Linked DNA regions of Homo sapiens: regions 2 and 3 are each linked to region 1. The links are chromatin loops, found by intact Hi-C in ENCODE. Cell type or tissue: ascending aorta. All regions are shown on one strand. Each heading gives the region's core, and the rest is flanking DNA. Links, peaks and the distances in the headings are about the cores only.

The links. Peaks named below come from ENCODE experiments on the same cell type or tissue, not always from the same donor. Only the 100,000 strongest peaks of a DNase experiment are listed, where the experiment ranks them.
Region 2: a loop joins it to region 1, with 2.7 times the contacts of the local background. A loop is called at or near these places in 13 of 110 quality-filtered maps.
Region 3: it touches region 1 in a loop (2.6-fold over the local background); 16 of 110 quality-filtered maps call a loop at or near these places.

What each region holds. Positions count from the first base shown.
Region 1 is chr4:153,552,491-153,560,328 of GRCh38, reverse strand. It overlaps TMEM131L (transmembrane 131 like), which reads right to left. Exons shown (of 35, transcript NM_001131007.2): 5 at 4,419-4,542; 6 at 3,247-3,363; 7 at 1,961-2,071. Among named protein-coding and RNA genes, the nearest start is that of TMEM131L, 90 kb to the right of the region's middle. In ascending aorta, for the core only: no CTCF peak of the experiment used is centred there; a DNase peak (open chromatin) is centred at 4,388; H3K4me3 peaks cover 1,481 bases; H3K27ac peaks cover 4,767 bases.
Region 2 is chr4:153,483,636-153,491,473 of GRCh38, reverse strand. All of the region lies in intron 3 of TMEM131L (transmembrane 131 like), which reads right to left. Among named protein-coding and RNA genes, the nearest start is that of TMEM131L, 21 kb to the right of the region's middle. RefSeq lists enhancers at 1,982-2,041, 2,672-2,881, 3,032-3,201, 3,382-3,451, 3,552-3,671 and 2 more. In ascending aorta, for the core only: no CTCF peak of the experiment used is centred there; DNase peaks (open chromatin) are centred at 2,593, 3,813, 4,513, 4,973 and 2 weaker places; H3K4me3 peaks cover 1,841 bases; H3K27ac peaks cover 4,605 bases.
Region 3 is chr4:153,494,153-153,501,990 of GRCh38, reverse strand. All of the region lies in intron 3 of TMEM131L (transmembrane 131 like), which reads right to left. Among named protein-coding and RNA genes, the nearest start is that of TMEM131L, 32 kb to the right of the region's middle. RefSeq lists enhancers at 4,218-4,297, 6,539-7,536. In ascending aorta, for the core only: no CTCF peak of the experiment used is centred there; DNase peaks (open chromatin) are centred at 2,746, 3,397 and 3,675; H3K4me3 peaks cover 1,322 bases; H3K27ac peaks cover 5,000 bases.

The DNA of each region.
Region 1 (7,838 bases), core at 1,838-6,837:
GCCCCAGAGCTACCTCAGGCCAAAACTCCACTCAACCACTGCTTCCCAGGTGAGGTGCAGGGAGTACAACGGGAAGCTCAATCAGATGGTCCCTGTTCTCATGGAGCTTCCATTCCATGGGTGATGAAAAGAATAGTGAAGCAATTACATCATGTGGGCATGTGATTATTTAATGGATATAAGTATGGGAGCGGAAGTCTAGATAAATATGGGAGCAGAAATTAGGATGGGGAGAGACGCAAAAGTCCCTGAAGAGCTCAAGTGTGAGTTGAAAAAGGAAGGATGAAATAAGGGTTAATTTGGAGAAAATTGGAGGTGGAGGTTGAGAACATTGCAGACACAAGGGACCTGTGGCAGGAGGGAAAACGGCATTGCACAAGTGAGCGGGGGAAGGCTCTTGTGGCCATGAACTAGAGACCAAGAACAGGTGGTGAGCACTGGGGCTGAAGAGAGACAGCAGCCACACCACGCAGGTCTTACAGCCATAAGCGGGATTTGGTTTAAATTCTAAGACCTATGGGAATGCACTGAAGGGTTTCAAGCAGGGGACTAATGGGGTCCAACTTGAATTTTTTGGAAAGAGGTAGGAAGGGACTAAAGTAGATCCTGGCAGTTAATGGGATACTATCAGTTGGCCATCAGAGAGATGAGGATGTCCTGGGTGTGGTAAAGGGCAGTGGGCATCATGAGAAGTACGCAGGATCTGCCAGGCCAGGGGGATGAGAGAATGGGTACGCTGTTCTAGCTCTCTAGGAGGCCTGCAGAGTCAGTTTCCTCTCTCCCTTCATTCCACTTATCCTTACATTAACCCCCAATAACTAAGGTATTCTGAATACCTGTCTCTATTCCAATATTTAGATCTCCACTGATGAGGCATCTGGCCCTCCAAAAATGCAAGCCACAGCACATCAGTATCAGTCTCCTGCTTAAAACCTTTCAACACATGCCCCCTGGTTTTAGGATTTAAACCAAATATAAATTTGCAAATTAAAAGAAGTCTTCCTTAAAATTCTGCAAGGAGGGGCTTTTCCATTTTATAAAAATAAAAATATGATTTAAGATCCCTAAGAATTATGTACTTGGTGATAAAGATTCCAGATATAATCCTAGAGGTAAATTAATTTGGTTCTTCTCCCCAACTGGAATGTAGGCTCTACGCAGATACAAACTCTAGACCAAGGCCTGGCACAAAGCAGAGGCTCAGGAAAACCGCTGAATGAATGAAAGCCCCAGGTACTAATGGTACTGACTACAAATTCTAAGCAATGTTCTTTATTTACCAATCAGAAAGAAGAGGTAAGTTTCATAATATATTGGTTCAAGAGCTTTTCTCAATTATAAAATTATCCAGTTACAAGGAAATATGGATAATCAAAGGGAAAAAGTAGCCAACCCTATAAAATGATTCATGAAATGTATATTAAAAGAATTTAAACTTATCATTATACATCTACTATAACATCAGAAATAGTTCTTCCCACCAAGCCCCATCCGGGCAGGGCTAAAAGCAGGACATCCTTAGGGGCCTGTTATTACTTGTGACCATGGGGGCTGCCTCCCTGAAAAGCAAGCTGGTAAGATTTAACAAGCTCTACAAAATCGTTCACAGTCTTTAACTAAAGAATCTCTCCTCTTTATGAAACATGCCCCAAGGAAACAGAGGATTCAGAAGGAAAATTAAAGAAACTTATAAAATAGGTATATGGCCTAACGGTAATAACAGTGAAAAACAGGAAACATTTCAAAAGACCAACAATAAGATTAAGCAAACTCTGGAATATCAACACTGTGAACTCCACAGCCATTAAAAAGAAGTTAGGTGGAATCCACTGATATTTTATATATGTATATTACTTCTATATAATTTTTTCAAAAAGCAGAAAATAGTAAAATAACCAATTCTGAGAAGGTTACAAAGTTTGGTGGCCACCAGCATTCAAAGTAAATCTATTAAAATGACCTGCATTTGAGACAGCTGAATGCTCTGGACCTTTGGAAGCAGAAAATAAGCATTTGGTAGCTGCTTTGCAGACCCTTCTGTAGAGATTCTACGAGTGCCAATTCCAGATACCTGCGGAAAAAGAGAGAGAATTGCTCCTCTGTTAAGAGTTTTAAAACACATTTGCCATAATGCTAAAGCACGTCTCCAAAGGAAATCTGTATTCATCAGCATGGCCTTCAAGACTCTACTAATCCAATTATTTTATTTATCTTTGTCTACAAAAAACACAATGAATGTTTCAGAAATGCAGAATGCTGGCTGAGCACGGTGGCTCACGCCTGTAATCCCAACACTTTGGGAGGCCCAGGGAGGTGGATCATTTGAGGACAGGAGTTTGAGACCAGCCTGGCCAACATGGTGAAAGCCTGTTTCTGCTAAAAATACAAAAATTAGCCAGGCAGTGGTGGGAGGCTGAGGCAGGAGAATCGCTTGTGCCTGGGAGGTGGCTGCAGTCAGCCTGATCACACCACTGCACTCCAGCCTGGGCAACAAAGTGAGACCCTGCCTCAAAAACTAAAAAATAAAAAATGAAACAGATTAGAATGCTGTATTTAAGCTGAATGTTCCTCACTGTAGCAAATCTGTTCACAAGTAGGCAACTCTTCTGATATGGGACCTCTTTAATGGAATCCAGTAAGAAATAACCACAAAAATTACTGATCTTGGAACTTAAATTACTTGATGCCAGATCTTGTTAAATGCCATATCAGGTACCATTTAAGGTAAAGATTCCTATTTCTGAGAATAGCAACAAGATTCTTCAAGCTCCCTTCCTGGTACCTTGATATGAATAGTGAGCTCCCTTGGAACCAGCCTCCAAGCACACAATCAATGTCTCCTAATTAGAAATATTCCTGAGCCAAAGAGGGAAGGTAGGCAAAATCACTAGAGACTGTCCTTAGAGCACCTCCTTCTGAACGCCCGTGAGGTGAGAGCCATGAGTTTTGAAAGCCTTCTGTATTTTATGATGGGAAACTGTGTGACAGATTGCTTTGCTTTGTTCTAGTATCCTCCAAAGACCCACAGTAGGACTATAGCTCCGTCATCAGTAGGAAAGCCAGCCAACTGTGGCATGTCAGGCAGAAAAGGGTGAATGCTGATGATTTTAACATCACTAACAGTCTTGTATTTTAACGACATAAACCAGGTGACAACATTTCCAAAAGTCTTTTTAAAAATATACACACACACCCCTACAGTTAAGTCACCAACCAAAGTTGTGACAAAAGGAAAAAGTTACTCACATGATAGGAAAGGACTCCATACGAAGAGGTATTAATAAATAAGGAACTTTCAATGCTTCCTTCTTCAGTAGGTAAGAAAATAATTCTGAAGGAAGTTTTCCCCATTGCTGGAATTACCTGAAAGAAAGGTCCCCAGTCAGCCACTTGGAATGGCCTCCTTTGATAAACTGTCTTTCACAGACTTTCTTTTTTTGACAATTTCTGTTAACAGACATTTGTATATTGTGCACCCTTATCAGTATTATGAATCCCTAAGAATCCCCAAACTGATCAGCATCCAATTATCTGCTCTTAGATATAGCAAATATTACCACTAACTTAGGATGAATCCTTTCGCTTCAGACTGGAGCTGTGAGTCTCACATCTTTCCTTCCCCTCCTCTTCCACCTCCACAGGTCCAACTGTCTTTAGCTAACACAGTTCTATCTCTACTTAAATATAGACAATAACCAACGTGCAAACATGTTGATATGTAATAAAAATCAGGAACAACGTTTACCCAGACAGACTGTCATAAACCAAATATTGGGCTTCCCCTTACAACATATCCTTAGTCCTAGTTTTTTTTTTAAGTACATAATATCAGGCAGACATAGTAAGCAAAATAAATAAAAGCCTACTAGCAATTAGGATCTTCACTAAATGTTAAAGACCACTGAAATTAAAACTATTAGAAGACTAAGTTTGAGCTCTGTGTTATGGTGCCAATCAGCTTTACAAGGAGCCATTCACTATACCTTGCAGTTCTGGATTTAGAAAGGAGACCTAACTTTCCTAGTAGGCTTGAGAGATGGAAGAGGTCTCAACCATAAACTTGTATTAGTTACTAAATGCCTCAGAATTTGGAGTCATTTCAAGACAAGTAATATAAACTTTCCTTAGTCACAATAGAGCCATGTTAAATATACATACATTACTACACAGCTGAGAGCCTTCAAACTCTCCCCCAACCCCCCACCTCCCCCCGGCCCCAGTAGATATCAAGAGCCACCAAAATTATAAAAATGAGCAACTGGAAAAGTAAATGCTAAGGTAAACACACAGAAGGAAAAGGTTTGGGTACCAGAAAAAGCGGGAGACAGGGAGCAGAAAGTAAAAACTTCAGGCCAAAGAAAGCAAGAAAACCTGGCTGCCTGCCACGGCATAGTTTCCAGGAGTCCATCAACACCCACCCTGCAGGGAACTGGCGGTACATGGAAATGTCCAGCAGCTGCAAACACTGAATTCACCACAACCTCGCTGTCCCTACTAGGGTTGTAAGCATGGAGAATCTTTGCTACAGGATGTCCCAGGAACCTAGGAGGAGAAACAAAGAGAAAAATCAATGTATTGTGTGGTTATAAATATTACCATACATATATATGTATTATTATATATATACACACAGATTTTTAAACCCAGAAAGCTGTTGCTGTTCATCACAAAGTTAAATTATCCAATCGTGTTGGTAATAAAGCATTCAATTCACAACAGTCAAAAGTCATAAAACAAAAAACAACTTTATTTTATAAGGCTTAGGCCAACCCACAGTAGCACTCCATTGGTTTCAGTGTTAGAAAAATTTAACCCATCTAGGCCATTAAAATGCTTGCAAAAAAACAAAACAAAACACATGTAGGCACTCACTGGCACTTCTCGGACCTGGGTCTCTAATTCAATGAAAATATGTTGAATAATTCAATGAAAGTATGAATGAAAATTCACTGAAATATTCATTCGAAAATATTGAAACAAACGAAAATATGTTTAGGTAAGAAACTGTACTCACAGAAAAACCCAATTTTTCTTAGGGTTATGTTTTCTGAGTAAAAGAGACTTTTTGGGGAGGTATGTATTTTCAGCTCACAAAGAGATGTTATTTTATTAGGTCTTAGAAAAGGAAAACTTAATTATGGCTAAAGGCTATTCTTTTGAGAAAACTGAAAATCCGGCAGCACTTTGCAGCAGAGGTTCTCATCCATTTAAATTATGAGCCTTTCCAAAAACTCTGATGAAAGCTCTGGCTCTTCCCTCCACAAACATACACTTACGAAAAGTTTCATACACAGCTTCAAAACCTTCCACAAACCTCAGAGTAAGAATCCCTGCTCCGTGGCAAATACACTAATTCATGAAGGGTTTGATACCCATTCTTTTCAGCAGCACTCTCCACCTCCAATGTCTCGGCTCTGATAAAGGAATTGCCAAGAGGAAAGGAGCTGGGCTCAGGCCCACCTACCTGGAGCCACCTACAATGCTCCCTCTAATCACTTAACTCTGATTCCTACTGCTCAAGACCAAATTCAGTCTTGTTCAATTATGTTGCAATGAACAGGGAGCCAGCAAAAATTTCACTAAAGTCATTTCTTCAGTTTTAATAGCCTCAGTGGCAGAGAGAGCCAAATATACAGCTGTCATTCGGATGGCCTAGAAATAAAATTATATTCTAATTTAAGCTGAATGAATTATATCTATAATTGGAATAAAATTGGAAAAATATCAGCATAATGAATGAATTCCGTAAAATTAGGTAAAATCTTTGATATTAAAAATGTATCCTTTAGGAAACATGAAATGGATGTTGCTTCTCTTATATACAATGAGATTTCCAAAATACTGTATTACTACCATCAAATCCTTGGAATTTTTCTTTTGGCTTTCACCCTTCCTTTTAATCACTAGTCTTAACGAAAGGTTTAATATATCCAATGTGTATTTCAAAACGTAGTTCTTCACATCCCATTACAAATAAAATACCAACATCAATGTGATTAAAATCCTGATTTTTCAAAGTGTTCTTAAGTAATACCATTTTTTTAAAAAATGTTCAACACTACCATACACATAAAGGGTCACTTCAGAAAAGCCTTACCTCAGAGCAGTGGGCTTGTATCTGCCTTTCTTCCCACAATTAAAATTAAATAAATAAGGACTTCTGAGGTTTTGGGTTTCAAGTAAATAATATCAATCATCAAAGTTATTAATACTTATCCTCAAAGCTTTATATCCCATGTACATAATTGAAATACAAGGTTTCTAAGAATACAAATGTCTATCAGAGAAATACATGAGAAAATAAGAATGCAAAACAGCAATGCTACAGAGCCAGTGACTGCACCACCAGAAATCTCTCCAGACCTAACAGAGAATGCCAGCTGAAGCCTAGTCACCACTGCTATTTTTATTCTATTTTTTAGATTCTATTTTTAAAAGTGTTATGAGGATATAAATTTCCTTCACTAGTGACAACTGGAAGATACTCTGTTAATTTAACACTACAAAAGAATGATTAAAATCTCTATGAATGATTAGCACTTTTTATCTCAGGACCAACAGAATATTAACCCTTCACATAAGCCCTAAGAAGTAGGCAGAAGGCAACCGAGTAACAAGATCCCGATTTTACAACCCCCCAGGAAAATCAAAGCTATGAAGAGGGTTGGGATTTGCTCGAGGCCAACATCAAAATAAACCATAGCAAAAGCTGAACTGGGACAGCGAAGAAATCAGGAGGAGAACCCTCAGGCTAAAGTTTTACTCTAATGTCTATATATTAGACCATTTGTCAGACATAAGGTAAAACTCAACTAATCTTAAATGTGTTCTAATTTAGGCTAAAGTTTGTTCTGAGGTTTTTTTTTTTTTTAACTTCAGCAAAATGACTAATTCTCATAATCATATTCCAGATCTCACTAACAAGAAAAATAGCATTATGAGTGCTCTTAGAAATCAGAAGATTTATTCTACCACTTGTAGTGAAATGACCTTGAGCAAATGGCATTCCTTCTCAGCAACAAATGTATGAACACATTTGTAGTACATGCTCAAACAAAGAGATATTTGAAAACGATACACACAGACTCAGATAATGCCTGTCTTCACTGGACTGATATAAAACTCAAATGACAACGGACATGATTACACTTTGGGAACCATAAAGTATTATATAAACGTAACTAAGTCCTCCAAAGGTGATTCCATCTAAAAATCAGAAATCCTTTCAAATCAAAGACTTTCAGCATTCTCTCAGCATGCGACTATTAGGACCAGAGATTAATGTATATTGCTAATTAACAAAAGTGTATCATATACAGTTGGCTCTCCATATCTGCAGATTCAACCAACCTTGATTGAAAGTGTTTGAGGGAAAAAAAAAAACACAAAAAATAACAACACAAGAAAAAAGAGATACAGTATAACTATTTACATAGTATTTACACTATATTAGTCATTATAAGTAAACTAGAGTTTTTTTTGTTTTTGTTTTTTTGAGACAAGGTCTCACTCTGTCATCTAGGCTGGAGTGCAGTGGCATGATCATAGCTCACAGTAACCTTGAACTCCTGGACTCAAGTGATCCTCCTGCCTCAGCCTCATGAGTAGCTGGAAGTACAGGTGTGCACCACCATGCTTAGCTAATTTTTAAAAAAAATTTTATGGAGACAGGGTCTCACAGTGTTGCGCAGGCTGGTCTTGAACTCTTGGCCTCAAGTGATCCTCCTGCCTCAGTCTCCCAAAGTGCTGGGATTACAGGCATAAACCACCGTGCCCGGCCTCTAGAGATAATCTAAAGTATATGGGAGGTTGTGTGTAAATACTATGCCAAGGACTTG
Region 2 (7,838 bases), core at 1,009-6,008, 68 kb after region 1:
TAAGGACCACTGAGAAAACAGTAATACGAAAGACTAGTGATTTACTTTCATATGACTGACACCTCTAATTACCGTCTACCTAATAAAAATCCCCAAAGCAAGTGTGTGGACAAAAAATGCCTCCAATCCATCTCAAAACACGGTTTTTCTCTTCTCTGTTTACCAGTTTCCTATTGCACTTACTTCCTACCTACTCTCTTCCCTTCTATTAGTCAATATTACAGGTGTTCAGCTCTCTAGGAACATGTCTTTCCTTCACCAGTTTCCCCTTTTATCCCCAATTCAAAAGTGGAAATAAAAAGAAAACGTAAGCAGTGTGCATTTACGTGACAGGCCTTAAACTCAGCAAGAGATCAGGTTACTTGATATCTGTGTGTCCATAAAGCCTATTCCACATGCCACAAATGTATTTCTGACTTCGACACGGACAATACCTATATGACACATCTCTGAACGGGGTCTTGTTTTTGTGGTGCTTTTCTTTGGGTTTTAGGCTTTCTTTTTTTTTTTTTTTTTTTTTGAGACAGAGTCTCACTCTATCGCCCAGGCTGGAGTGCAGTGGCGTGATCTCGGCTCACTGCAACCTCCACCTCCCGGGTTCACGCCATTCTCCTGCCTCAGCCTCCCAAGTAGCTGGGACTACAGGCCCATGTCACCAGACCTGGCTAATATTTTTATTTTTAGTAGAGATGGGGTTTCACCATGTTAGCCAAGATGGTCTCGATCTAATGATCTCATGATCCACCCGCCTCGGCCTCCCAAAGTGCTGGGATTACAGGCATGAGCCCCCACGCCCGGCCGCTCATTTTTTAAATCTAGAAGCTTTTGTTTCCAACAAGGAGCAACATAACTTTCATGAGCCCTTCCAGTACTCACAATAACTTTATGTTTACCCAAATAAACAACTAGGAATAACCTCCCTCTCCTAACTATATTACCTGAAAGTGGTGAATTAATGAAACCCCTTCCCAGCTCCCTAAACATACTTTCAAATTAAAATAAGGCCTGAATTTACAACCCAGGTTAAATGGATTAAAAGATTAAGGACTAGAGAGCAAGTGCCTTCTCCATCTCACTCTCACATTTCAACCTCAAATTACCCCAGCCCTCTAATGACTAGAGTAGTCACTGTAAAGGCGCCTAATTACCCACGAATTACACCAACTGTAACCAATTTCAGGATCACAGATCAGATTTTCCCAAAACATGAATCTGCTAATTAAGTTACCTGAAAGTCAAACTAACACGCAATTTGGATGTGACATTTATCCACCTGAAAGTAGACCTGTTAAGTATTTCAATTCACAGTAACAGCAGCTATTCCTTATGGACAGCACTATTACACACTTGGAAAACTGCAGCTGAAATACACGGACGCAGGAAGAGACTCATCTATGATTCAAGCATTTCCAGGAAATAACAAAAGGATTCTCCTGGCAAACCAACAGAATGGCCCACCAAGACCTGCTTCAGCCTGGGAATCAACTCGTATTCATTTGCTAAATTAAACTGATAATGAAACAAGTTTAAGATACTCACATACAGAGACACACCACAGCACACACAGCCTGGCACCAGTTACATTAGTCGCTTTTTTCTGAATTCTGACACAAGGAACGAGGTTTGATTTCATGGTTTTGCCTATTTGCTCATTATTAAATCTGCCCACTTATTTTCCGCAAGAAAAAAAAAAAATTGGGCCAGGCGCAGTGGCTCACACCTGTAATTTCAGCACTTTGGGAGGCCAAGGTGGGTGGACCATGAGGTCAGGAGTTTGAGACCAGCCTGACCAACATGGTGAAACCCCGTCTCTACTAAAAATACAAAAATTAGCCGGGCATGGTGGTACATGCCTGTAACCCCAGCTACTCAGGGGGCCGAGGCAGGAGAATCGCTTGAACCTGGAAGGCAGAGGTTGCAGTGAACTGAGATCGTACCACCGCACTCCAGCCTGAGTGAGAGAGTGAGACTCTGTCTCAAGAAAAAAATACTTCTCCCCAGTGCTCACAATCTTGTGAAAATAAAGAATTTTCCTTGGACGTGCTCCTACAGATACACAAAGAAATAATTCAGAAATAAAATCCATTCAACCAAAAGGCCAGGTTCAATGAGCTGGGAAGAAACTGCGTGGGTTTTGCAGCTGCGGCTGGAGCCCAGGAGTCCAAAGCTGCCGTAGACTGGTCTGTGCAGCTCTCAGGAAGGAAGCTTCACAGTGGATCGCTTCACACATCACCAGCCCAATACCAAAAAGGCGTTTCTCAGGAGCCCTGGTGTTGGGGGAGGGCAAGGAAAACAAGTGAGGGACATTCACAAGGGCTCACAGACGAGTCTCGCTGGGGACTATGTGTTATGGGTTAAACTGTGTCTCCACCAACCCCAACATGATATGTCAAAGTCCTAACCCCAGTACCTCAGAATGTGACCTGACTTGGAAACAGGGTTGGTGCAGATGCAATTAGTCCAGATGAGGCTGGACTGGAGTAGGGTGGGCCCCTGCTTCAATATAACTGGTGTCCTTATACGACAGCCACGTGAAAGCACGGAGACACCCAGGGAGAGCGCTGTGCGACAAGAGACTGGAGTGCCGCAGCTGCAAGCCAAGAAACCCCACAGGCTGCCGGCGAGCCCGCAGAAGCTAGGAAAAGGCGAGGGCGGACTCCCCGAGGGTTTCAGAGGCAGCGTGGCCCTGCCGGCTTGACAGAGGACTTCCAGCCACCGGACTGTGAGGAGAGAATACAATTCTGTTGTTCTAAAGCCGCGCAGTTTGTGGCACTTCGTTAGACAGCCCTGGGAAATTAATACACCACACTTGAACTTGAGTTGCTTCCTGTTGCCCTACTCCATCCAGCCCCCTCAGCTGGCAAATGCTCCCACTCCACCACAACAGAGCCGCAGGGAATCCCCGGGTTGCTGTGTGGCTGGGGAGGCCCTTCTCCCCTGTAAGTGGCACACAACAGGCTGGGCTATCCCAGGCCCAGGCCCTTGTCCCAATTTTGTTCCTTCTCTCCAAGTTCCCGGCTGCCTCCTCTGGGCCCTGCCCTCACCAGGGCCCGGTCCCCACTCCTCCCACAGGCAGCCCTGGCCCTCCAGCTGCAGGACGGGGTGTGGAAGTCCCCTTGGGGTGGGCAGTGCCCCGTGCTGCTTCCGCCCACCCCAGTTTCTCACAGAATTTTTAGAACACTTCTTTCAGTTTTGCCTTAAGTAATATCCTTCCTCATGCCCCAACAACCCCACTCACACTGGTGCACTCACGCACCCTCATTCTCTCTTACACACAACTCAGCCACAGGCCCACAGGGTCTCTCTCTCTCACACAAAACTCAGCCACAAACCCACAACGGTCTCGGTCTCTCTCTCACACACACACACGCACACAAAACTCAGCCACAGGCTCACCAGGGTCTCTCTCAACATGCACACATACACACACACACCCCTCAGTCATAGGCTCACAAGAGTCTCTCTTGTCTCTCATACATACACAAACACACACAACCAGCCACAGGCCCACAAAGGTCTCTCTCTTTGTCCCTGTCTGCTCTCTCGCACTCACAAACACACATCTCAGCCACAGGCCCACCAGAGTCTGTCTGTCTCTTTGTCTCTCTCACTCTCTCTCACACACATACACCTCAGCCACAGGCCCACAAGGGTCTCTCTCCTTGTCCCTGGCTCCTCTCTCTCGCACACTCCCACACACACACATACAGCTCAGCCACAGGCCCACGAGGGTGTCTCTCTCTCTCTCTCTCTCACACACACACACACACACACACACACGCCTGTGCAGCTCCACAGGGGCCTGGGCCAGGAGACAGATCTGAATACACATACCACCCTGTGCTGTGAGTGGCCACTCCCATCCAACAACTGAGACTTTCTGTTACTGGGCCAAGGTTTTCTGCCAAACTTACTTCCCTTATAATGAATGAATTCTCCCTCAGAAGGTTCCTCAGTCCTCCCCTGGAAGCTGACCTGCAATGGCCTAACCCACCTATTTACCAGGCATGCCAGGACATATGAGACCCTGATAGGTGGACACCAAAGCTCAGCCTGGAACCCCACCCCCATGTGCATCATTGCAGCAGAACTTCTTCGGACACACTCGATCCACCAGCTAACACTCCATACCCTATGAAGAGAATACGTACGGATTCTAGGTTTGATAAAATCCTGGGCCAGTGGTGGTAAGTCAGGCTGAAAAGCAACCATCTCCCAATTTCCACCCACTGTTTTACCTACAAGACTATTTCTACCTCTCATTATTTAATCCTCCACAAAAAGTATATTTTGTAACATGGTCCCTGAGCTGCCTCACCCTGGGCCAATGGTTTTCAAACTTGAGCGTGCATCAGAGCCACCTGGAGGGCTTGTTAAAACAGATCTCTGGGCTCCTCCCCTAGAGCTTCTGATTCACACCAGGTCTGGGGTGGGGTCTGAGAACCGGCCAGTCTAGCGAGTTCCCAAGCGATGCTGATTTAGGTCCCTGGACCAGGCTTCGAGAAACACTGCCCTAGACCGCTCATTTCTCGCTGAGCTCAGGTGGCCCAGCATAGCACTCAGCATAGCACACACTGCTGTCGGCCTTCCCACTGCCCATTCCCTTCCTCCCACTTAGGCAAAGCCGGGTTGTGCTCCCTATGACTAAACCCTGCAGGACAGAGCTGATCACGTGGTTCCACCACTCCACAGGCGTGGGTGGGTGAGTGGTTCAAGGTGAGTGCAGACCCACCTGTAAGATGTGAAGGGGAAGTCTGCTGGGGAGTACTTCTGAGAAAGTAGCCAGGGGTTCTTTTAACCTGCCTTTGGATGTTCAGGTGGGAGGCTGGGAGGCTGTGAAGCACACAGACCTCCTGCAAACGTGAGGGGAGCTGCACGGCACACAGAGTCCAACAGAACAGACAGGTCCGAAGAACCAGGCTCCCAGGTGCTGACACTAACCTGCTGAGTAAACCAACCCAGAACCACCCTGCCTCCAGGCTTCTTGTTAAGTGACATCATGCATTCTTTATTGTTTGAGCTGGTTGAGTCAGGGTTTTGTTACTTGCTGCTGAAAATAATCCCAAAGCAAAGCAAGCTGACAGGACAGCTCCTCTAAAGGCAACCTCTCAGCACACATTACAATGGCATGTGTTCCACAAACTAATCCCAATATTTCAGATTTAAATTTTCCACATTTCAAAAGCTATGTAGCTGAATATCTGTGGATAATCCACACTTAGAATTAGCATAAAACTAAAGAAGTTATCTAGCATACAGTAAAATATTACTGAAGGACCAACCCTGGGTCTATCTTACACGAGTCATGCTCTTTTTTTTTCAGGGATTTGCTAGGAACCATATAATACTAGGGCCTAAGAAAGTATTCAGTTGCTTCCATCCGTTAATCTCGGACTTAGTCTCCTTCGACAGACAGCTGTACATCTAATTGGGAAAGTGGCTTTCCACTCCAAAGCAGACAAGTATGCACTTACAGAGAGAGGACACCTAGGATCACGCACATGTTCTGTCACTTCATAGCTCTATAACCTTCAACAAATTGTTTTACCTTGATGAACCTGTCTCCTCATCTATAAAATGGGAATACTACCACATATCCACCTGGTTATGTAAGGAAGATACATGTGAAAGCACTTTGTAAACCATAAGGTTTACACAAGGGCAATTACTTAAATCCAATTTTTATGGATTAAGTGGATTAACATGACCTGATTTGAAGAAACAGGATTAATTACAATCCTAGAAGAATTACTCCACCAAAAATGCATACTACATACACCTGTCATAACTACCAATCGAACACTGTTTGGATTGTAATTCAAACAGAACCTTTACTGTAAATAATTTAGTGGCAGCAACATCCACAAGGTAGTTACAACCCTCAAAGTCAATGTTGTACAAGGCACAATATCAATATGAATTATTTACTATATACATTTTACATGGTTCACTTGGCAGGCCACACACTATGACTATGCTTTTACTGAGGCTATTCTCTGGGATCCACCTTCAAATGCAACAGTGGGTATCTGGGCACTTCACAGGGGGGCAAATCATCTTTCCTACAGAAGAAGTTCAGTTTTAATCCAACATGCATGTATCATTCGGAGCCATGTTTTCCAAATAAAATACCTGAACAAACTGGGTAAGAACAATAGGGACTGGACAATGTTTCTCAAACTGGGATGTGTACATGTATGTTAGAGAAGGCAACGCAATGAATTAAATATGGCCACCTTCCTGAAACATAAATTGTACTAGAAGATTTTTGGAACATAATAAAAACGAATCAACAGTGAGTAGTATTTAAATTCTCAACAAATGCTGATTTTTTTTTTTTTTTTTTTTTTTTAATGAGACAGAGTCTCGCTCTTTCGCCCAGGTCAGAGTACAGTGGTGTGATCTCGGCTCACTGCAAGCTCCACTTCCCGGGTTCATGCCATTCTCCTGCCTCAGCCTCCCAAGTAGCTGGGACTACAGGCGCCCGCCACCACGCCCAGCTAATTTTTTGTATTTTTAGTAGAGACGGGGTTTCACCATGTTAGCCAGGATGGTCTCGATCTCCTGACCTCGTGATCCGCCCGCCTCGGCCTCCCAAAGTGCTGGGATTACAGGCGTGAGCCACTGCACCTGGCCTGAATTTTTTTTTTTTTAATTTCCAAAGAATTTTCATGCTTACAGGAGACTTTAAAAACTACATCCCTATGGCCGGGCACGGTGGCTCACGCCTGTAATCTCAGCACTTTGGGAGGCCGAGGCGGGCGGATCACAAGGTCAGGAGATTGAGACCATCCTGAGTAACATGGTGAAACCCCGTCTCTACTGAAAATACAAAAAATTAGCTGGGCGTGGTGGCGGGCGCCTGTATTCCCAGCTACTCGGGAGGCTGAGGCAGGAGAATGGCATGAACCCGGGAGGCAGAGCTTGCAGTGAGCCAAGATCGTGCCACTGCACTCCAGCCTGGGTGGCAGAGCGAGACTCTGTCTCAAAAAAAAAATAAAAATAAAATAAAAATAATAAAAATAAAAACTACATCCCTACTACTTTGGGAGAAAACTTTGGGAGAAAACATTGAGAAAGACTACAATAAGCAAACAAGACTTTTTCTCATATCATTTATAAATTGGTTGCAAAGACAATGCTAAAACAATGGTTCCAAAAACATTAATTGGGCACCACACATCTGTAAAATACTGCCTAGACTACCACAGCAATTATTTGTAACATGATAACATTCTTTTGTTTAATTGATTGGGGGGAAAATTACTATTTACTTCAGGGTCATATTTCATATGTGGAAGACTCTAACAACAAACTAATACTCTGGTGACAATTCACTTAAAACAAGTAACAAGCTCCCAGGAGACCCCATTATCTTAATATTGGTGTTCCTAGACAGAGAAGACTGCCTTGGGAAATTTCTCCTTTGAGCCTGGAAACTCCAAGCTCTGCTACCTTCTTAAGCAATAAGAAGCTTAATATCATAACATATCCAGAACACCCTCACAGAATTAATACTGCTGCCGATGTTGGGATCCATCCAAAAAGTACTTTCATTTCTCACTGACCCACCGTGACAAGTGAAAGCAATCTGAAGCACAATGTCCACTGCATAAGAGAAGCCGAAATGTCAGCTTATACCTGACTCTCTAGCTAGAAGCCTTCCTAAAGAAATGTAAGTTTGGTTCTCAACGGCAAAACACCCAAGTCTCTTCTCTTTCTTACACAGCAATACCTTCATTCTTGCCTAAAACAAGCTTCTCATAGCCTTTTTTTATTTTTAGAGATAGGGCCTCTCTGTCACCCAGGCTGGAGTACAGTGGCAAAATCACAGCTCA
Region 3 (7,838 bases), core at 1,319-6,318, 58 kb after region 1:
AACAGCAAGACTCTGTCTCCATTTAAAAAAAAAAAAAAAAAAAAAAACCCTTTGGGGGATACTTCCAGGAAGTGACCTGGAAAAGGTAGAGGGGAAATCCTACTCTAGCTCCTTCCTCCATCCTGGAGGGGAAATGAAGATGATCCTGCGGGTTGGGCAGTCACCTTGGATTAGGAGACAGAGGAGGCATGGCCTTGATGATTATGAAGCTGTCACCTCAGTCCTGGCCTGCCCTCTGCTCTCTCAGATAAGCAGTATAGAGGAAAGCTTCTATCTCATTTATGTTACTGGGTTTTCTGTCTCATGAAACTGGTCCTAATCCTAACTGATATGCTTCTTCACCACCATAGCAGTGACAGTGATGATGGTAAGAAAAGTGATGGCAAGAAGTAATACAACACCTGCACACATACCCTGAGACTCCTTACCATGTGCCAGAAAATACAGTAGAGGCTTTACTCACATTATTTACATTAATACTTGCAAAACTCAGCTGGGCACAGTGGCCCATACCTGTAATCCCAGCACTTTGGGAGGCCGAGGCAGGCGGATCATGAGGTCAAGCGATCGAGACCATCCTGGCTAACACGGTGAAACCCTGTCTCTCCTAAAAATACAAAAAATTAGCCGGGTGTGGTGGCACGCGCCTGTAGTCCCAGCTACTCAGGAGGCTGAGGCAGAATTGCTTGAACCCGAGGCAGAGGTTGCAGTGAGCCAAGATCGCGCCACTGCACTCCAGCCTGGGTGACAGAGCGAGACTCCGTCTCAAAAAAAAAAAAAAAAAAAAACTTGCAAAACCCCTGTGAGGTGGGCATTATAAGTCCCACTTCTTTAGTTAAGCATCCAGTATGGTCATTATTCTTGCTATTCTAAAATTTCACAATATGCTTGGTGGGATTCTCTAAATCCACTGTGCAGGGTACTTGGCGTACCCTGTTAATCTTCCACTTTCATCAGTTACCATATTCTATCAGTTATCCACTTTCTATCTTCCAGAATTTTTTTTTAACTCTATTATCAACTGATAGCATTTCTTCACTATAGGTTTTTATTAACCTTTTAAATTTCTATCTGATCATTAAACGGCGTCTCTGGAGAAAGAGGAGACTAAGCCATGTAGTCATTCCATCGATTTTCACAACTAGGAAAAAAGTGCACATGCCTGTGTGTGTGTGCATGCACGCGTGTGTGAGCGTGTGTGTTTCTTTGGTCTCAATAGGCTAAGATAGTTCTAAATCATCCAGATAAAGCTTAACAAGGCCAAATGTAAATATTTGTATTTTAAAGAAGGCAATTCATTACTTAAGTGTATATTGAGAAAGAGAAGTTAGCAGTTCCCATTAAAATAAAAAGAAGATGACGGACCCAAAGGTTTTTGTTTGTGTTTGATCTTGTTTGGCCATAAAATAACACGATCCAAGTAGAAAGACACTGCTACTAGAAGTGCTAATGAAATCTTGGGCTTCATTAAAATAAGTAGAGTCCAGACCAAAAAAGAAATGGATTCACTACATAGGGCACCATTCAGATCTCAACAGAATCACTCTATCCACTATTGGCAAAATTTAAACTAAAAAAGTTCTGGGATGGGTGTGGTGGCTCACGCCTGTAATCCCAGCACTTTGGGAGGCTGAGGCTGGAGGATTACTCGAGCCCAAGGAGTTCAAGATCAGCCTGGGCAACATAAAGAAACCCTGTCTCTACAAAGGAATATATAAAAATTAGCTGGGGGTGGGGAGGCATAAGCCTGTGGTCCTAGCTATATGGGAGGCTGAGGCAGGATGACTGCTTGAGCCCAGGAGTTTGAGGCTGCAGTGAGCCATGATTGTACCATTGCACTCCAGCCTGGGTAAGAGAGTGAGACCCTATCTACTCTTGCAAAAAGAAAGAAGGGAGGGAGGGATGGGACAGAGGGAAGGGAACGGAAGGGAACGGAAGGGAGGAAGGGAGGAAGGAAGGTTGGTTCTGACCAAGTTAACATTAGGACTGACTGAAAAACATGAGGAATAATTTAGCCTGGGCGAGTTAAAAAAAAAAATTTAGGTAAAACCAACCTAGAGAAGAGATGTGATAACTGTCTCAAGTCTGTGAGACTGGGATCTGACGGTGGAAGACTAAAGAGAGCAAATGTGAAGTCAAAATCAGAGAACATCTTTACAATGAGAGAGGCTCAAAAATGGAAAGTCAGTTTCAAAGGTGAACTTCCCATCACGTGAAGTGCTCAAGCTGAAGCTGAATAACCAATCAGGGTAAGAATGTCATAAGGGGCTGGGCACGGCGGTTCACGCCTGTAATCCTAGCATTTTGGGAGGCCAAGGTGGACAGATCACGAGGTCAAGAGATTGAGACCATCCTGGCCAACATGGTGAAATCCCCTCTCTACTAAAAATACAAAAATTAGCCGGGCATGGTGGCGCGTGCCTGTAGTCCCAGCTACTTGGGAGGCTGAGGCAGGAGAATCACTTGAACCCAGGAGGCAGAGGTTGTAGTGAGCTGAGATTGTGCCACTGCACTCCAGCCTGGCAACAGAGCGAGACGCATCTCAAAAAAAAAAAAAAAAATCATAAAGATCTATTTCATCACTGGCAGAAAGTGGAAGACTCCTGTCAAGACTGATAAATCCATGGAAGATGTGCACATGGAGCCATATCACACAATGCGGCAGGTCAGCAACAATGGGCAGACAAGCGCTGGGCATCCTCCAAACCTCCCGAGGCCATGTCTGAGCTACAGCGACTGGAGGCTGGGCACCACTAACCGCAGGGAGGCGACTGCCCAGAACCAGTGCTCACAAGTTACAAGGCGCAGCCTCGGAGCCCTGAAACGGTTAGTTCAGGCCTGGCCCATCCCTAAACACTAACAGAAGAAAGGAGAGACATGAGTTGTGCCTAGGATGAGCCACAGAGGTTTTGGAAAATGACAGGCTGTCCAAGTTCTCTACGTAAGACTACATTCAAGGAAAAGGACAACAAAAACAAACGTTAATACTAAGGGGCAACTTCCAGCTTCCCACAGTTCCAGGCTTACATACCCCAAATGCAGAATTGGCTACATTGTGCAGTGTTGTGAAGTTTCACTTAATTCCAGTGGGTTTTTTTCCAAGAAAGGTTGGCAAAAGCTCTAAGTTGATATAACTGCAAAGTCTGGAACAGACTCTCCTCTGCATTTGTTGCATAAACTCCTAAATGGCAGCTTCTCAATTTCCAGCTCCTAACTACTAGTTTCCAGAGTGACTGAAGGAGAAAAAGATGAGAGCAAATGGGAAGCCAGCCTTGCTCAGTAGGGCCGAATGAGAAGACCCTGGGGACCAAAGGGCCACAGGATCTCAACTCCTCATTGTTCACACTCTCTATAAACCCTAAGGGGAAAAACATTTGCATCTTGTGAAGAGAGAGCTTGAAAGAACTCTGCTCACCCCCCACTTCCCTACCCACCTCCAAAAATACACACACACCCACACGCTCTCTCACATAGTGCGATTAGCCATGTATCTAAAGAATGTGCAGCCTCTATTCCAGAATCCTGCAAAAAACATTTTTATGAACCAATTCACTGAAACACATGTTCCAGGATGTCAAATTAAATAGCGAGCTGGGAATGAGTGGGAGAGCAAAGGAAGCTGGCCTCAGCCCTCCTTGGCTCTGCTGCTGTAAACCCTGCCTCTCTGTCCGTAAGTGGGCTTTTAGGAAAAGTTCCCAGCAGAGGAGGGCTCCTCCCAGGCCCCTCAGCCTCAGAGGGTGCAAGAGCAGATCAAGGGCACCATGCTCAGGACTCCCCCAAACCCCTGGCTCTGTCCAGAGCCTACCAAGCATCATTTGTGAATAAAGCAAGCTGCTCATTTTCCATCCTCCTACATCTTCTCCCACCCACCTCCTCAAACTTACATAAACTCAGAGAATAGCAGGCAGGCTGAACAGGAGCTGTGCCTTAAATCCGACACAATAAAAAAAGAACGGAACACAACGTTTTTCTTTAGCCAAAAACTTCAAAATGCTTACACACGGATCTCTGCCATCAGAACCCTTAAGGATGTCTGTAGAAGCTAGGAGATGTGTATCTGGGTGTTCACCGTACAAGTCTCTCAACTTTTCTTTTTTTTTTTTTTTTTTTTTGGAAATTTTTCATAACAAAAAGAAAAAAAAGATTTCTGCATTGTGAGATACATGTTACACAAACACAGATGAAATAATAGAGTAGAAAAGAGTATAGTCTATGATAAAAAGAGCCAAGCATTAACGCTTGTCATCACTTTCTAATCTCATGTCTGTGCGTTCGGCAGGCAAATAACTTTCTTTTCCAGAACAGGGTAAAGCAGCAGCAATAGATACGTGAACCTCGTGGGATTTGACCTCCAACATGGAAAACGCTTTACCTGAAATGCAGACTACAAATATATGTCTCTGAATATATAACATAAAATGTAAGACCTAATTTAATCAATATAACTCTCCTGGTACACAATTCTATGGAGAGCAAAACGTTTCAAACTGGGTTAGAGAGCCACAGGTTCCTGAGAGGCTTATCTCAGAGGCCAGGGGAGGGTGCTTAAAACCGAGGTGTAACAGGATGTTTTCAGCTTCAAGCAGCATGAGGCCTAACTCAGAAAAAGGTAGAGGAGAATATTTTTCTCACATGACTCATATGACCCAAAGTCCTGGAAGCCAGTTCTAGGGAAGGTTGATTCAGTAGCTCAATGATGTCATGATGCTTGCAGAATGCTCCCACCTTGCCATTCTGCCATCCTCTCAGCAGCACACACTCACGGGCATCCTTCAGAGGGGAGACAAACTTTCCCCAAAGTCCTCAAAAACATTCCCTTCGAAAATCTTGGCCAGGTGTGCTGGCTCATGCCAGTAATCCCAACACCTCAGGAAGCTGAGGCAGGTGGATCACCTGAGCCTAGGAGTTCAAGACCAGTCTGGGCAACATGGCAAAACCCCATTTCTACAAAAAAACACAAAAACTAGCTGGGCATGAGGGCACGCACCTGTAGTCCCAGCTACTAGGGAGGCTGAGGTGGGAGGATCGCTTGAGCCTGGGAGTTCAAGGCTGAAGTGAACCATGATCGTGCCACTGTACTCCAGCCTAGGCCACATAATGAGACCCTGTCTCAAAAACAAAAAAAAAAAAGTCTTCATAGGCCAAGTACAGTGGCTCACACCTGTAATCCCAGCACTTTGGGAGGCCAAAGCGAGTGGATCACTTGAGCCTAGGAGTTTGAGACCAGCCTGGGCAACATAGTGAGACCCCCATGTCTACAAAAAAAATAAACAAAATTAGCCAGACTGGTGGCTCACACCTGTTATTCAGGAGGCTGAGGTGGGAAGATCACCTGAGCCTGAGAGGTGGGGCCACAGTGAGCCAGGATCATGCCACCACACTCCAACCTGGCCAACAGAATGAGACCCTGTCTCAAACAAAAACAAAACAAGTCTTCATAAACACTGAATCCTAAATCTTTCACTAACAAAACCAAAGAGAATGACAATGACACTGTCACAGTGACCTATGCAGAGGGGACTTAGATTACTGAAATCCCTGTGGGGCTGGGGGAACGGGTTGTGTTCCCTGCTGAATAATACTGACATGAGGGGGGTGGTCCTGGAAAAGCAACTATCCCTGTGCCTCAGTGGGCCTCCCCGTTTTCGATGCAATGGAGCAGCCCCGTATTTAATTTTTGTACCAGGCTTCTACAGAAAATTCTGTTTAAATAAAGTGTTCCATGGATTTAAAATGTTTTGATTTGTTTTGCAAAACTAGGTTAGGACCAGCCTGTGAAGTAATGCTTAGGCAAGGATAATTTGATACCTTTCTAAAGAATTCCTATCCGTTAAACCCATAGCCTAATCTATTTTGATGCCCCAACTCTGAATGGGATTATTTTAAAGAAACTGCCTTTCTGATTTCAGGTCTCGCCGCCCTCGAGAGGGGCTAGCTTGGCATTCGGAGGCCTTGTTGGCACTCTAGGAATCCATCTTCAGACTTCTTTTCTGGCCAGGGCTGACATCCGCCCCTTTAAGCTCAGCACAGCCACATCCTCATTACTCCACTGAAACAGTTCCACACTTGTTTTGTGAAAGCAAACTAAATCTCGGTACCCAAAAATCACTAAGCCAAGGGAAAGGTCAAGCTGGGAATCATGCCAGGCAAACCTGCCTCCCGTTTTATTCCTAAATAAGATAGCTACAAAGATTTTAAAAGTTACATACCTCCCTCACAATTTACCCACAAGGAAATTCCTTGTAGGCCTCAAGATCTTTACCCCAGAACGTTCTGTTGGATTTCACCCTGGCAATGTAAACTGATAGCTCATCTTCACAGGTGGAGACAGAAAGTCATCCCTCTGCTCACCTGAAAAAAATGCATATTTGATTGCTTCCTCTGACCTATTGTTTATGTAAAAATGCATTCACTGAGGCAGACTAAATTGTGTATTCACTCAAAGACTAATCAAGGACTCAAAAGAATGCAACCTTTTCTCTCTTACCCACCTATGACCTGGAAGCCCCTGCCCTCCCCTTATACCTACTCATTGATGTCTCATGTCTCCCTAAAATATATAAAAGCAAGCTGTATCCCGACCACCCTGGGCACAGGACCTCCTGAGGCTGTGTTCCGGGCATATCCTTAACCTTGGCAAAATTAACTTACTTGTTTTTTTTTTTTGTTTTCAGACGGATTCTCACTCTGTCGCCCAGGCTGGAGTGCAATGGCACAATCTCGGGTCACTGCAACCTAGGATGCCTCCCAGGTTCAAGCAATTCTCCTACCTCAGAGCCTCCTGAGTAGCTGGGACTACTGGTGCATACCACCACGCCCGGCTAATTTTTGTATTTTTAGTAGAGATGGGGTTTCAGCATGTTGGCAAGGCTGATCTCAAACTACTGACCTCAGATGATCCACCGCCTCGGCCTCCCAATGTGCTGGGATTACAGGCGTGAGCCACCATGCCTGGCCATAAAACCAACTTTCTAATTTGGTACAGATCTGTCTCAGATATTTTGGGTTCAGAGTTTGGTGAATAGCTACTGCCCCTCCCCAGACCCCTCTCACACTTCCCCGGATCACGCAGGTAAAGGGTGAACACCCGGCAGAGCAGGAGCCCCGGCAGGTCACCCAATGCACTGGTCTCAGAGCAAATGTCTAAAATATCCCCCTAACCAAGCCCACTGGTGCTGAGGCCCTCTTAGCGCTCCCGACGGAGAGCTGTTAGCTAAAGAACTTTCCAGCTTTTCCATTTTCCATAGCCTCATAATCACTCCTCATTTGCAAGAAGACAACTTCCTATTGTTTAGGTGAGACAGCCATAGGCAAGGTCTGCAACAGGATGAAAACTTTGGCAGAAGGGGCTTTCCTCGGTTCACGGTGCTCAGGACAATAAGACTGTTGTATCAGATATTAAAGATAGTTATGTCTAAACGTCTGTTTCCCCTTATTGTGAGTTTCCCCAAGTCAAGATGTCTTACTTTTTAATGTACCTTATGGCATAATAAAAAAATACAATCTCATTAGCAAATGAAAACACTGAATATTTTAGAAGATTCTTCCAGACTCCACAGAAAATTTTTCTGTAAAGAAGTATCATAAACACCTTTCTCTGTCAAATATTGTACTACATTATCCATATGGATGTACTATTGGACATTAAGTTGCTCCTAATTTTTCCCCAATATAAACAGATGGATATAATTGTAAATACAGCTTGTAAATTTATCCTACTTCCTTAAGAAATTCTTAAGAATGGAATTTCGCTAAAGCACGCACACACCTTGATATGCGATGCCAACTACAAATTCCACTATTAACAGTTTCTTTCACATAGACTAACCCCTGGGATC